2 separate regions of the Mus musculus genome follow, and region 2 is linked to region 1. The links are chromatin loops, found by intact Hi-C in ENCODE. Cell type or tissue: heart. All regions are shown on one strand. Each heading gives the region's core, and the rest is flanking DNA. Links, peaks and the distances in the headings are about the cores only. Region 1 overlaps Hmcn1 (hemicentin 1). Region 2 overlaps Hmcn1 (hemicentin 1).

Evidence for each region. Peaks named below come from ENCODE experiments on the same cell type or tissue, not always from the same donor. Only the 100,000 strongest peaks of a DNase experiment are listed, where the experiment ranks them.
Region 2: it touches region 1 in a loop (2.3-fold over the local background); 4 of 42 quality-filtered maps call a loop at or near these places.

What each region holds. Positions count from the first base shown.
Region 1 is chr1:150,916,087-150,924,434 of GRCm38, forward strand. The region is part of intron 1 of Hmcn1 (hemicentin 1); the gene reads right to left. Among named protein-coding and RNA genes, the nearest start is that of Hmcn1, 73 kb to the right of the region's middle. In heart, for the core only: a CTCF peak has its summit at 4,399 (motif pointing left); no DNase peak of the experiment used is centred there.
Region 2 is chr1:150,757,227-150,765,574 of GRCm38, forward strand. Hmcn1 (hemicentin 1) reads right to left here. Exons shown (of 107, transcript NM_001024720.3): 15 at 8,131-8,289; 16 at 1,042-1,236. Among named protein-coding and RNA genes, the nearest start is that of Hmcn1, 230 kb to the right of the region's middle. In heart, for the core only: no CTCF peak of the experiment used is centred there; DNase peaks (open chromatin) are centred at 2,505 and 3,775.

The DNA.
Region 1 (8,348 bases), core at 336-8,335:
TTGAGAAATTTTCCCCCAATGAAAGGTTTTTTAAACTGTAATTTTGTTAGGATGGGACATATATTTTACATTAAGTTTCCAAAAGTATGGGGATGGCGCTTAGCGGCTGCTGTTTCAGATCTACTCGATCACGTGTAGCAATTCACAGACAATCACACATTTTGAGAGAAGTGGCCAGTGGAAGAAGTTCATAGGCACACTCTTAGGTGTTGAAGTATCTTGATCTGCAAGCCAGTACTCATGTGGATAGTGCGAGTGAAATCACCATGTGCAAACAGCTATGTCATTCAGAAGGAAAAGAATAGAAGGCGCTAGAGAAAAGAAGCAAACAACTCCATTCAATACAACTGAAGCATGTTCTGGCATTTGAAAATCCTACGACAAGCCTGTCCTCTGGTGCTCCATACATGTAGGGGCCAGAAACCAGTGTCGTCACCAGGGCTGTAAAAGAACGTCCAGTAGCTGAAATGATTTATCAGTTCTTACAATTAAAGGTAACTGCCGTGCCCTGAAAGAATCGTGAGGAACCAGGTGTGGTTGGGATTGTGCCCTGCCTGTCAGACATGGGGAAGTTGAAGTGAGGTTTCTGGCAAAGTCCCAAGGAAAGAACATATGGTCTGAGTTTTGAAGAAAACACTGGACAGGAGGGGGACAGCTGATAAAGAAGGGACTGAGGAGAATAATAAGAAGGGTATAACACAAACATGAAAACAAAACACAAGAGATGAAATAAACAAACAAGAAAAAAAAAAACTACAAGGGACTGGCTAAATTTTTCTGCCAACTTCTGAGGGTCTATGGGCCAAAGCAGCTGCTGTGTTCGTGGCGTGGATTGGCCATATGTAGTCGTCTTCATCTCCCTTTCCATGTTACAAAAGCTAAAGGAAAAAAAACTGAATATTGGGAGACAAAGGCAAAAGACCCTTCCTAGGCCTTTTTGTAAACCATGTGTAGGAAGCATTACACATCCGCTTGTGAATTTGTGATCGAAATAATCAAATCAGCAATTTGTAAGTCATGTAACGGACCAAGAAGAGAAAATTGCCATCAGTGACCCTTAAGATTTTAGAATCGAACACTACTCATGAATGTACAAACCACTATTTCTCTATAAATTCACTGCTAGCTAAAATATAAGCTGCTTTACCCTGGCCTTGCCAGCTCTCTGTAGTGTAGTCCTGATTGCCCGTCAACCTTCCCTCCTGCCCTGTCTCCCTCACATACCTTACACCAAGCCTGATCTTTCCATTTGCTTTGTAGTTAAGTCCAGAAGATTCCACACCCACTTTTACTTGACTCCAGCTGTCACCTCAGCCTGGATTCACCTGAAACACACACACATACATACACATACACACACATGTATATACACATACACACATGCACAAACACATACATACACACGTGCAAACATGCACACACATACATATAAATGCATGCACACATACACACAAAATATTCATAAACATAATGCTGCCTATTATAGACTGTATTCCTTAAGAACAAGCTAGATTCTATTAGTTCTAGGGAGCACTATAAGTACTCCTGCCTCCCAGCTAGAAGGACTTTGGGTGCCATGCAAATCTATAACCCTTGGGAATATTCATATACATACATATATGTGTGTGTATATATAATATCATAATATAGTATAAATATATCATAAATACATATACTGTAATAATATTTATAGTATATACCCTGTTGAATCTGGGCTAAGTAGAGTTTTTTATTAACATTTTTCTCCCATCATGCTCAGTAAACACTTTGCACAAAACAGTCTTTTGGAAAAGTCATTACAATAATTTATTCACAAATCCACTGAGCTTCTATTATCAACTACAAATTTGATTCTATTACACACCAAGACATGAAAATACAAGCATGCCAAAAATATAAAATAAAATAAAATAAAATAAGAATGATAGCAGCAATCTCTCCCTCTGTGACTCTTCCCATGTGGAAGGGAAGGTTTCAGCAAGAGACCATTAAGACTGGGATTGTAGTATCAGTGCTCAGCCGCCCCCTCTTAAACATTACAGTGTCCATGCCGAAGCTCTCTCTGCTTTTCCCTTTCTGTCTCTTGGCCTTTCCCCAGATAGAACCAATTCCAGGTGCTTGCCCTAATGACGTTTTCAAAACTCCTAAGACAAAATGTACTTAAATGCCTCAACCCACACACCAGGGCAGTGGTACTGAGTCAGCCCTGCTAGGATGTTACCCAATGCTGACCACTGGTTTTTCCACCTCATGTTCCAAGCTGCCTTTATTGCTAATCAGATACAGATGGCACAAGCATCCTAGTCATACATCATTATCTAAAACTTATGCTCTGATGGACAAAGTGGAGATAAATAAACAGTTTTAATCTCTTAGCCTGGATCCAATAAACTGACCTATGTTGGAAGTTACTATGGGAATGAACTTGCTGTGAGAGTTGGAAGCTGGCATCCAGACATGGTAAGATGAAATTCTGGTTACCTTTTTTTAGTCAACTAAGATATTACAAGCATCCCTAGAGGTGTGGAAATAGTCAACTGAGTGCTTCAACATGCAATGACTGCTCTTCAAACGTTCAAGTAGCATCATTATCCATTCTACGAAGTCAGGTGAGCATGAGGGTCGAAAGATCTTTGTTAGTAGCTGCCTAAACTCTGCTCTTTCTGAGTCCTTTAACTTTCCTCTCTGACTAGTAACTCATCCCCTGAAAATGGGAAACAACTCATATTATTTTTCAGGATATGTCAAAAGAATGTCTTGCCCTCCTGATTCCAATTTTTGCCTCTGTAAAACTTAGTCCTTGAATTCTTGGCAGGATGGGAAAGACTAATAGCACTGCTGTTAGTTATACTTACTATATGAGGGGTTTTTTTTTTCTTTCACTGTAGCAAAAAACCTGACACAATTAAGTTATATTTAAAAAATAAATAAAAAGTTTGCTTAGGTTCTCAGTCTGAGAAGCCACAGTCTACAACTGATTAACTCTGTTGCTTGTTGGACCTGGGAGGAGGTAACCTACCACAGAAGGAGCACACAATAGTGTAATACACAAGTGCTCACTTCGTGGAAAGGAAGAAGAAAGAGGAGAAAGGAGAGACTGGATCCTCCAGTGACCTGGAGCCCTCCCATGAGGCTTTGCTTCTTAAAGGCTCCAACAACTTGGGATAGTGCTAGTCTGTGACTCAATCCCTAAACTTAAGAATTTTTAGGGTGCACTAAGATGCAAGCTGTAATATTGACCCCTGAACATTACTGTACACATAGTTTTAAAGTTAGGGGATGCTTAAATATTTGCCTAATGAACAATTAGGCTAGGTGGTCGGTTGGATGGTTGTTTGGGTTGGGTTGGGTTGGGTTGGGTTGGTTGGGTTGGTTGGGTTGGGTTGGGTTGGGTTGGGTTGGGTTGGTTGGGTTGGGTGGGTTGGGTTGGGTTGGGTGGGTTGGGTTGGGTTGGGTTGGGTTTGGTTATTCCTAGTCAAGCATGCTATTATGGACATTAGGAATGAGATCTCTTGAATTGATTTTTTAGCAAAACTGCTTCTTTAGTAAATATCTCATGGAACAGAGATTTTTTAAGGTTCTTGTAGGATCTAAATGCACGCTCTCATTTAACAAGTCTTCCTGGGATATTTTCTATCTAATCACATAGCTAAGCATCATGGGTAGTGAATATAGTGTGTACTCACAGAGCTGAGCAGCATGGGTAGTGAATATAGTATGTACTCACAGAGCCGAGCATCATGGGTAGTGAATATAGTATGTACTCACAGAGCTGAGCATTATGGATAGTGAATATAGTGTGTACTCAGAAGACTCCTACTTGATTGTGATTCTCACAAGCTCATTAATGAAGAAAATATAAAAATAAAAATTTGTAAATAATTTTTATGTCTTGGAATTACATTTATCACTCAGAGCAAAATATGCAATCCCTTTTAGAGTGAATTAAATATAATAAAAGTAGAAGTAACATGTTAAGCAAACACACATGAATTAACACCATCAAAATCCCTGTCAATCTATATGGAATACATCCACTCTGTGGTCACATTTTCTTGAAGCCAAGTCTAACCATTGCTTGCAGTAACATTTACTCCAGCTCCTGGTACATCTTATTAGTATACACTGAAAGAAAATAAAATAAAATCTGGTATAATTATACCTCTGTCTATGACAGCAGAGCTAAGTCTAGAAACAATAAAAGCAAAAGAGAAAAAGCGTTCCTTCCAAATTTCAAATAACTTTTATGTTCCATGTATAAATTAATATATGGGCTTCATAGAGTGCTGTATAAATTTTCTTGTAAAATTATTGATAGAATTTTTGGTTTTACCAAATGAGTCCACCCTCTGGAAGACTCCATTTCTTACTCTGTATTGGAATACAGCGCCACCTGCTGGTCCTTCTAGATCCATGCTAGAAACCTTCGGTCACATTAGTCTTACTAAACTTACGTTTATTCAAAAGCCACTTCGAAAGGTACACTTTCCAAAAGCAATTAAAATTTGATTCTTCTTTTAAAGAAAACATCTTAAGGTGAAATTATGTGAAAATCGCTCTGCTACTGAACTAAATTTCTCTTCAAAAAATTTCAATCACAAATTATTTGATTTTGCACTTACTAAGTAGAAAATTTTAAGGAATGTCAATATAAAGTATACATTTTAACTATACCATTAAATAAAACATTAGAAATTAATACCCATCCCTTAACATCTTTTAATTTTAACAAATAAATTAAAGTTACATAAATAAGAATGTAATTTTTTTATTGTTCCATACAAATATCAACTGATATTTCTGTTATGGGTCAAGTTCGATGTCGGGCTTTGGAAATCAGAACTAACAGGACTGATGTGGTGTTTATAGCGTAGTTATGGAGAAAAGTTGAACAAATGCCCACTCAGGTTGTTGCTATAAACTTCAATCAGATGCGGTGAGGAAGCCTTCAGGAAATGCTCTCATAAGAGAAGCATTTGGAAACTACACTCATGTACGCTTACAGAGAAAATGTGCAGCACTGAGAGCTACGAAACCGCACTGTTGTAAGCCTGGGCACGGACTGCTAGACACTCTCTTTCATTAAAAGGGAGGAGTCCCGACTTCACCTTATTGAGCATGATGCACACACTAATAAAGAGAGTATGTGCATGTGTGCTTGTACATCTGTGTGTTGAGAGTCCAAGAAAATGTCAAGGCGGAGATAGTTAAGAACCAAGCGGCAATTCCTTGGACAACTAAATTGCCAAAGTCATGTTCAATGCTTTCTCCCTCAACTATTTAGCAAGCTGTTTCATTATTCTTCTTTTATATAAAATAGCACTTTTTCTTCAAAAACCTAATATCTGCATTAAATATTTAACTTTAAAAGCTCCCAAAATGAAGGACCAGGGGCCATGGCTCAATGGTGATGCTCTTGAAAGCATGAAGCCCTGGATTCCAGCCCAGCACTCCAAACAAAAGCAGAGCTCCCAAGTGGCTTTCTTTATCCATGCAAAACACATCAAACAGTTTTTACTTCTAGGGTCTCAAATATTATGTGTTATATAATGAACAGATAACCAAAGTACATGACTACATAAAAGCTATTTCAAATAAGAAATCGTTTCCATTTCTCTTGGAGTTGCGTACAATGAGTCACTGTTGTTTGGGTAATGAGACAGTACCAGTGAGCTTGGATTATAGTTCTTTATTCCAAGTCAACCATTTTTCAAGATGATCCAATCTGTTTTAGATGTTCTCATTGATTTAAGCATGTGGGTGTACACTTGTATTAAGTTTTTCAAAACACACCAACTATAACACAAAAATTAATGTTGCAGTAACAAGATGTTTATTGAGAGCAAATTGGTCAAATACATTAGACAAAGTACAACAGGCTGTTTCAGTTTATTGTCGCAATTTCTGTCTAAAAAATAAGGCATTATTAAGTAGATGTGAATTTATTAGCATATTTTATATGTTGAGTTTCATAGATGGATACAAGGCATTCTGGGAATATCCACCCTCCCCAATGATGCTCCTGGACTCCTCTGAACACATCCTACGCCCAACTTCAACTCAGTCTGTTTTTTTTTGGTTTGGTTTGGTTTGGTTTGGTTTGGTTTGGTTTGGTTTGGTTTGGTTTGGTTTGGTTTTAACCCTGTGCATTCAATTAGTGTGCTTGCCTGCGGATCCAATGGTGTATAGAGTATGGCCATCCAATGGTTCATGGGCAAACTACCAGGGGCCACACCCTGAAGAAATATGACTCTCCCTTCCCTGTTAGACATCAACTGTGATTATGTACTAAGTTAGGAGTGAGGTCTCGAGTGTCCCTTTTCTTATCATAACATCAACCCACTTGATCTTGTGTAGGTAAACAGAACTATGAGTTTGTGAGCGCAATGGCTGTGTCACATCCAGAAGAAAGATTCACAGCAGTCATACATGACCTCTGACTGCCACTCTCTCTGTGGTCCCTAAGCCTTGGAGAGAGATGCGATAAAGATGTACTGGTTGTGGCTGAACAGTCTGTGGGCACTTATTATCTATTATTATCAGTGTATTGACCAGCTGTGAGTCTCAGCACTCCTTGCTTCTCACGCACTAAGAAACTGCTCTGATGAGGCCTGGAAATTGCATTAGATAGCAAACTCCTTCTGTAGCAACAGCATGTTACCTACAGACTGGCTAGGTTTCCAGTTGGCTGAGTACTCCGCAGTCCTCATCAGGATTCACCTTAAACAGAAGTGAAGCCTTTATGATCAGGACTGATACGTATACCAAGTCTTGTACTTCACAAATTTCAAGGAAATGCCCTGGTATGTAATCCCATTAACTAAGGCAGCCTCGAGCTATTTAATGAGTACTACAGGGGAAACTGCATAAGGAGTGCCAAGAAGGAAGATACCGTAGATTATTTCAGCATGGTCACCATTTTTCTTCAGAACAAAGTTAAAATAACTTAATAAAGACATATATGGATGCAGGTATACATTTCTGTGGAAAGGAAAAGAGAGTCTTTTCCTTCTTTCTAGTCAGTCTTCTAGTTTTAATGAGAACACCTGGATTTATAAGCCCACATTCACGTACTTCTACCAAAAGGACACTTCTCCATTTCAAGCAGATTGAGGTGTAGAGAACAGCATGCAAAATATATTGAGTTCAATTGACAAAGCACTTTCAAGAGGACAGGAGCGATGCCTCTTGGTATAGGCTGTAAAGCCAATCTCTAATAGCTCTTGGTTATCAGTTTCTCTAATAGCCATTCTTAGGGCTGAACCTCTAAAGTGCTTCTTTTTCCCTTAGATTGTGGGTTTTTTTTTTTAAATAATGCTTTAAGATCATTCCTATCTAAAGTCTTAGATGTCAGACATGTGGAAATGAAATAAACAAATAAACTAAGCTTGTACATATACAAAAATTTGAGATCAAATTTCACGAATTGAAAAACATTCCGTGACAAAACTTGTTTGAGAGATGGGGGTGTAGGGTGGATTTGTTTTTTAATAAACAAATGCAGATGTTGAGGGGGAAACGTTTAGATTTTTGACACTGCTCTTTGCTAACACAACTGCCAAATGTTTTCCATAAGCAAACAATGTTGAAACGTCTGAGTACTTTTTCATGGAACCACCACCCAGATGAACTCTGAAAAATGGAATTTACCAATTTACTGTTAATGAATTTATGTATGTGATATTTCTGATCAATATAACTGTTACATTTTTTTTACTTCTCTCTCATGTGTTCTTATTTAAACAGTTATGGGAAGAATTCAGGACTTATCCATGTTGTGTATATCTGAGATATACACGTACAGTTGGGATTTATTCAATTGTCATCAGACTTTAGGAGTATAAAGTTTCATGCAAACCAACTATGGATGCAATGCCCTATTTGCCGTATAAAACAGCCAGAATCCATCTTGATGTAATTAACAAAATGCAGAGTTGCTCCGCCATGTCTGATAGCCCGTATTTGTAACCCAGCACTTGACACACTGAGACAGGAAGATCACTGTGAATTCTAGAACATCCTGGAACTGTTCAGTTGTCAAGGGAAAATAATCTAAATTACACTTAACAAAATGACTCTTTCTAAATAGGAAGAGGTCAATGGTAATGAAAAAAGTCATAGCTAAACAAGCTTCAAGCGCATCAAGCCCTTTTTCTTGAATACAGCGCACAACCAAGGGTGGTAAAATACTTTGCCAACTGATCATCCCTGCAAACAGTGCCAACGAACTTTCACGGTCCACTTATTATTTCCTTGCCGCTCATGTTCTCACTAGTGAGGCCTAATCATAATTAGCTAAAGGAGTCCCAGAATACAGACTCAAAATTGATATCAGACAGGACATCTCT
Region 2 (8,348 bases), core at 160-8,159, 160 kb before region 1:
AGGGAAGGGAGAAATGTCATAATAAATTATATTCTCCAATATTGTCAAATAATATAAAGAGCAATTAGAAGCTAGGAAGAGCAGTCTACTCATCGTGAATTGTAAATCAGAAGCACAGCTTGAAGAAAATCAGGTTCTATTTAAAGGGTAAGGAGCTATGTCACCTCAGGTACACTTCTATTCTTTGTGCGGGGGACGGTTTAGTTGTCTAGTGACAGGAAGAATGTATTAGCATTTAAGGAACAAGAAACGAGAAAGAGATGGATGATTCGTGGAGAAGGTTTGTAGAGAAGTAAAGTCTGGCAAGGATTTCGAAGGCTCCACTAGACTTTGTAGATTTGACGTATATTTATAATCAGGAAGCCTAATTCTGCTTAAGGAGAAGACACACCTATTCATCCACTTAGAAAAGCTACTGGATGCCGTGTTCTACATGAGGATGTGGGGTTGGTGAAGCTGTATAAGCATGCACGCATGGTGCCAAGACAAAGCATATTCACACATAAAGCCACATTTTAATGCAAATTGCTTTTCTTGTTTTTCTCTTTACTGTGTGCTGGGTATTGATATAATTTTTATTATATAGGTAAAACAAATGCATGGAATTGGTTTCCAAGATTATGAAGAACATTATGGAAGGCATGAAGTTAACACAAGCATTGGGAATAGTTGGGGTAGGATGCTGAAGCCTAAAGCCTTTAAAGTGTCATTCGTAGCTGGTGAGCAGCAAGAAAACCAAGATAAGATTTTTTAAGTAAGGGAGTGATTTTAATTTTATAAGTATTGTAGCCAAGCATGTCCAATTAAATAGCAAAATATGAATATCCATATTTGTATATAATACAGCCTGGCATGGTGACCCTCAAGAGGCTGAGACAAGAAAATCAAGTGCCCAAAGCACTTCTGGGATATCATACTGAGTCTTTGTTTAAAAACAAGAAAAACAAAAAGCAAACTAAGTAATAAACAAAAAATACACATATTCAAATTTATACACATAAACACAAATACACACACACACACACACACACTTTAACTTACTTGAAATAAAGAGAGCTCCTGTTCTCAGCTGGCTGATGAAACTAACTGAAAAGGGTCTTGAGAAAACTGGCATGTTGTCCAGCCTACGCCATTTGATCTTTGGTTCTGGATAACCCTGAACATAACAAGGCAATGTCACATTGGAGCCAATTTCCACGGCCACATCAGAAGGTTCTTGTATGAAAACCGGAGGTGCTGGAAGGGACAAGAGAAAAACGTCACTGGCAGAAAATGTGGACATATTAAGAATAAACCTTATTAGGTCGTCAACAGGTTGAACAAATCATTATTCATAAAATATTGTAAATTTACCCTATAGCTACTCTCATATGACAGGCATGCATTTTTCATTATAAATTAACTCTTAAAATAAACACTCATCTTTGCCCTACAGATGTAGGTGATGTGACCATCTTAGAAAGAACTATTACAGAAATTTCTTTTCAGTATGAGTATATTTTATAGTGCTCAAACCTTAAACAATCCTGAGTTTATAATGAAATATAATATTTCTGTTATTCATAAAAAACTTGTTGGTTGGATTTCTAAATGAACTTAATTTGTACCAAAGTGTTTAATCACTAATCCCCATCAGACATAATAACAATATTTATTACTGAAGTGTAAGTATGTTTGGTATTGTATTCTTGCTCCTTATAGCTCAATTTTTAAGTCAGAGAAGTGTAAGTTTGAGAATCAATCATGTAAGTTATAATAGCAGAACGCATTTGGTAAAGAGAGAGTAGGAAGTGTTTAGCATCTTAAGGAGAACTGAGACATATGAAGAAATCTGGGGATTCACATCATTCCGGTAACTAGGAGGACTGAGACGAAGACCCTGAGGTCTATGATGAACACACTTCTCCAGTATAACACAGGTCTACAATATAAGGAGGATGCTGTTGGGAACCACCCAGGGCTGAGACTCTCAGAAGCTGATGAATAATAATATTTGAGACATCAGGTAAGAATAAACACATGGGATGCTATTGGAAGCAGTGTGAGGAACCTACTCATATAAAGTTCTAAGAGATGTTAAGCTGGAAGTCAAGCAAGGATCCAGGTAACCAAGGGCAACAGCTATCACTTTCAGAGCCAAGGCTTTTGTCAAATAATTTCAGTGGTTTCCAATCTACAACCCCACTCTGGTTTTATAGATGAGGAAACAGAAACGTAGTTGATTTGCTAAGTGTCAATGGAATCATATGAGGAAGAGAAGATTAGAAGCTAGTTTACACCTCAGAGTTGTCTCTACATGTTCTAATAGCTATGCCTCGGCATACTGGTTAGCAGTCTCATTTTTAAAGAATGATGTAGACATCACTTCCTTCCTTCTCAGCCACATCTGCAGATTGGATATACAGCTGTCCTCCACCAGTGCTGGGGTTCTGTTTTTAGCCTGGAATAGACTTCCTTTCACTCTGCAGCTTTGTGTGCATTGTTTCCTGTACTACACAGAGCCTGGCTTGTGGCCAGTCAGCAATCCTGGCTCTTCTCCACAGCAGAACCAACTTTTCTCGTTGTAGCTTGTGTTATCACCTCTCCTGCAAGTGTAATGTCTGTTGTTGAAATACTGACAACCCTTTAACCCAGTTTCCAAGGGACACCCCTCAATGACATCACCTCTTTATTGGCATGGTGACTTCCCTTTTTGATATATATAGACACACACACACACATCCTTTAACAGTAGCTAACATATACATGGTACATTGTATGTGGCTACTGGATACTAGTGAATGAATTATTGAGTTATCATGGAAAGCTATGGTAACAATTCAAATTTGTGTTTATGTATAAGAAAGTGGTAGAGACACCTCACCACATTACATTTGAACTTGCACTTTCGAAAGGAAAAAGACAATTTCAAAAGCCTTCTTACAAAATTTAAGATAAAAACAATTGAAAAAGATGTTTTTGAGAAGAGAATGTTTTACCTCTGTTTAGATAGTTTTTCTTAATTTGTATGTATACATATGAATTCAACCTATAAAAATGACCAGTAGATATTTTAAATATAGTTCACAATGTAACACATTTTTTGCTTATTTCATTTCTATAATTTAATTCTTTCTAGAGTGAACATAGTCAATTAATCTAAAACATGAAGCTTGATGTGGTATGTGATAACTCAAGAGGCAGAGAGATCTCTGTGATTTCAGATCAGCCTGTTCAAATAGTTTCAGGCAAGACAGAGCTACAGAGTGAGAACCTATCTTGATGATGATGATGAGGAGGAGGAGGAGGAGGAGGAAGAGGAGGAGGAGGATATTATAAAATGTAAATATTTTTATGAAAAGAGGGAAGCTAAGTCTAAAAGTCTCAAACTGTACAAGGCCCAGGTCTTAGGCAGAGGAATGTTGCAATGGACTAAATAATAAATTTAAAAACAGTAAAAGATTATAGAGAAGACTTGGTTATGGTGGTTATGAAATCCACCAACTCAGGGAAGAGAAACCTCCCTTTTATTAAAATGTTAAATTATAATTATCAATGAAAAGTGATACTCTAGCATGTTATGGAGAAAGTAATGGAGAAGGAAAATCTGGATTCATAGCAAAAGAGCAAACTCAAGTTACACCCACAAACCTAATCAAGATGGGAGAAATCATGCATTGCAAGTAGATTCTTGAACAGCATCAGGCACCAGACATCAGATTAGGGAACATCCACACTGGGTCTCAAAACAAGAAGCAAATGAGAACACCAGGCCTGCAAGAGCAGCCAAAACAACGTCCACCACAAACAAACTTCCAAAATGAAGCAGCTCCTAGCTGAGCCAAGAAGACTTAAGTACTTCCTCCTCCTGACTGTGGCCAACACAGCCTCCAAGTGAGGTTCTTTGTGTGTGTGTGTGTGGGGGGGGGGGGGGTGGAATGAGTCGTGACTAGATCACTGAAACAGGAGACCAGAAGAGCAGTGTTGAGTGGTTGTCAGTACATAGTGGTGGTGTTTGTTTTGTTTTGTTGTTTTGAAGAGAGTGTGTGTATGACTCAGAAGGGGTAATTCCCACAGAGTGATTTCAAAGGGCAGTCCCACTGTTATTGGTTTGTGATCTTGGGAAAGTCACTTCAGCCTTTTCCCAAGTTTAATTTCTCTGAACAAAAAGGAATAGTAGTATGTCATACGTTAAGTAATAGTAGTATGATCCATCTTTACTAATCATGGACCATAGAAAACTACCTAAAAACTAATTGTATTAAACGTGAAAATTATAGTTAATTTATTAGGTCTTAGTCCTCCTAAAGAATAACCTAAACTAATGATGTTTGCATTTAGTTTAACTTTTGATGCAGCAAGCAGCCTCCTAAGATAATGTGTGATTCCTGTTGATTTCCTAAGCATCTGTGTAGCACATTGAGATATGCATGGGCTAACACCATAGTGTATTCTACTGTCTTCAGAGATAACTATGACAACATAGACTCATATATATATGTCATAAACAAATTTGCCATCTTGCTCTAAACACTGTTCCGAATTATTTTCCTTGCCCCAACACGGTTAAATCTATATTCCTTCTGTGGCAACTCTTGCATTATGTTAGTTAGAGATTTTCTTTCCTTAAATGACTAGACACATTGCTTTGGTTCCATCAAATCACAAACCACAAAACCACAGTGTAAGACTCAAACCCTGTGTGGTGTGGAATGCTTAGAGAAAAAAAAAATCCTGCCAGACCAACTTTTTGTTTGATGTTTCCAATCCTCTCTTCTTCCAAATGACTTCACAATTCACGACCCCCTTTACAAGGGATGAGAAGCATTGGTAACTTTCCCTGGTGACCTGAAATGTCCATCACGTAAAGCCATGGTAATGAGAAACAGAAAAAACGATGCTTGCTACAATAAGTTAAAACTCAAGAAGGATATCAAACAGCCCTTTTGTTGATTTTTTTGTTGTTGTTCTAGTATTGCTGCTGTGAGGTAACTGCCCCACCCTAAACAATTCAAAAGCCCTAAGAGCCATATGACATGAATAAAAGCATGCTTTTGTTTTTAAGTCACGAGCAATTCAGAAATATGCCCAATCATTTTGGAACTCAAATGAATAATTTTATTCACTACTAAGCTTAGTACTTAACTTTTTTCAAGCCCTTTCTTAAAAAAAAAAGTCAAATTGAAATAATGAATTTCACATTAAAAGACCAAAATCTAATCTTGAATATTGTATCACTTAATGTATGCATTCCAATATGATGTTTGAGACTCAAAGAAAGAAAATAACCACTACACACATGAGGATAAGTTTTGCATTTACCAGCCCCATAGGTAATAGTTATCATGCTGGGTGTATGTAAGTGATAATAATCTCATTTCATCTTTTCAATTTACCTATAAAGTAGCCATTTATATCTATAAAGTAAAGAAAGTCAGGAAGGCAACCCATTTTCTCTCAAGTGCCTATATTCTTAACCATTATATTAATTCTGGAGAAAGTTTTGATCCATAATATGTTTTCTTTTAAACCTCATAATAAAAATCACAGTCATCCCTACAACCGTAGCTTGTTGTAGAGATGCCATCACGTGTAACCGTGGTCCCCCGTGGGCAGGTCAGTCTAATGAAACCTTATGTGCTGCCCCCAGAATGATATAATGAAGAATATGGATATGCTAAGGTATAACAAAAGTGCCAACTTCAATATTAAGTTATCTCCCAACTGTTAGCAATGGTCAAAGTCACAGAAAGTAGATGACTTGCTTTTGTTAATGGTTCATTCAGAGTAATTACCAGGATCAAAATGTAGAAGATGATTGCATTAGACGAGCCATGAAGAGTAAGGATCTTGAAGTCAAAGTTCAGCTCCAATTACAGAGTGAAGAATAGATAGAAATGTTAGTTGGAAAGTTTCCAAATCCAGCTATTCTGGCTCTCTGTCCACTTAAGTGCACTTTCAGTCACTTGGGTACGTCTTTGTGGATGATTCCAGGGAGACTTAATGGAAGGTATAAGACCTGTCCTGAATATATATGGCACTATGAACTGAGGTCTCAGTAATAAAGGACAAAGCAAGCTGGGTGCAAGTACTCCTCTGTCACAACTTCCTAGCCACAGACTCACTGAGGCCATCCTCCTCTTGCTCCTGCTGCTGTGTCTCTTCTGCCACCATAGACTATGTATGCTCACACTGGAAGCTAAGTGAACTCCTTCACCTTAAAATGGTTTTAGTCTAGTATTTTTGTCTTAGTAATGAGAAAAGTCACTCAGATATCACCATGGGACATCAAGAAGAGGTATCACTAGCCTTTATATGGTGCATGGCTGGACAGTAGAGAGAATCTAGAAAATGCAGAAATGAAAAGGAAAATAAATTAAGAAGGAAACAGTCGGTAAGAAAAGATGTATGCAATTCACAGACTTTCTAAGCCTCTAAGTGGGTCGTTGCCCAGGCCACTTCTCTGTCCCTGTAGAGCTGGAACAGGCAAAAGAATGTTGTGCAAACATAAAATATCTCTGTGGAAATCGGTGAGAGACAGAACGGAAGGTGCTAGGAATTGAAATTTTACCCTTATTGTGTTTCTTAAAATCAAGATTTCTGGATCTAATGGGCTTCCTCACTTGAAAGTCTTACATTTCCACAATCATCAGTGTATTTGAAAGTCATCCAGAAAAGTCAGAGACCCCAGCTCCATCCAACAGTCCCAAACCTATTTCCAAGGTATTTATCTGAAGAATGGCAGAGTTCATTAAAACATCAACCTCGACATCTTGCAGCACACTGTATAGTAATCTTTGTGCCACTTCCAACCTTCTATATTAAAATTGCAGCAGGAATGAATAGTGTTCAACAGATAGCCAAGGGCAAGGGACCAGGATCATAACAGGTCCCAGGGAGGGAAAAAATTTGTTCCCATGAAACAAAATATCAAGCACACGGGGCTGTAATTTTCACTTAAAGGCTTAAGATAATAGAATCGAAATGGTTTGTAAAAGATTAGCTTTCCTCGCTCTTGTTTAAAAAAGCAGCTTGAGCATGGCAAGAAAAAAAATGTACATAACATACAGAAAAGAAAACACAATTTAGTGACATTCCATACTTTACAAGTTTAAAGAAATGTAAATATTTAACTATCGGTTGAAATTAAGCTGCCACATTCTTTTCCATGAAAAACAAGCTCTGTTTTATTTCTGGTTTTACAATACTGTGTGGAGAATTTTTGTTTTGGTTTGCATTATTTTCTAAAGAGATGTGACGTAGAGGGTGAAGTGAGACCCAACTTTCCTGAGAACACAAATGCAGTTGTCAGTGACACACTTTACCTTCTCCTGGTGACTGGACTCATTTGTAGTGAGTGCTTTAGTTCATACACAGGGGAGTAACTTTTAGTGGATTTTTGAAACTAAACCAAAACACAATCTGATACCTTTTCTGCCACCAAAATCTCTGGATTATGGTTTAGGGCCAAACTCTACTTTTCTGACCTCCAGATGTTAATAATTGGGAATCTCATGGCCTAATAGATGGCCACTGACAAGAAAATGGCAGTAGATGACACATCGTTGATGCCTACAGTCTCTGAGGTCAGATGACTCGCAATCAAATACACAGGACCTGCCCCTCCCACACTCTGCAGCCCTCAAGAAATGGTTCATTTTTTGAGTTTAGTGTGCCTAAGTTTGTAGTGGACATAACCATAGCATCTCCTTTTGTGTGTGTACCAGAGGAGGGGGTGTTTGAGAATGTAATGCAACAGTTCTCAACCTGTGGGTCAGGACCATTGGAAAACACATATTTCTGAGACACCACTCAGTAGCAAAATTATAGTTATGAAGTAGCAACAAAAATAATTTCATGGTTGGGTGTCACCACAAATGAAGAACTGTATTAATACTTGAATAAGGGTCAAAGCCTTAGGAAGGTTGAGACCCACTGGCTTAATGGGGCAAAACCAGGCGACATTCTTGTCCCACTGGAAGCTCCTAGCAATTGTTCACCACATTTATGAAGTTGGTCACCTGAAATGCCCATGCTAGATTTTGCCATTCTGACAAACATTTCTGCCAAGTTGTTTCAGAGTTGATCAACATGTAAAAATAACAACTCAGTTTCAGGAAAAAAATGTGACCAGTGGCCATGAAAGCTTACAGCCTACATCCAGAGTTAGTCTGCCTGTTGCTCTTCCTGCTTCATTGATGGCTACACAGGTATAGTCACCAGCATCCAGATCTTGTGTTTCTTGAATCTTCAAAAGTCCCACGAGAGGGTCAATACTGAGGAATGTTGAGGGCCTCAACTCGAGATCTCCTAAGTCAAAACAAGAGAAAGAACATTAAACACTAAAAAATATACATGATTTATGCTGC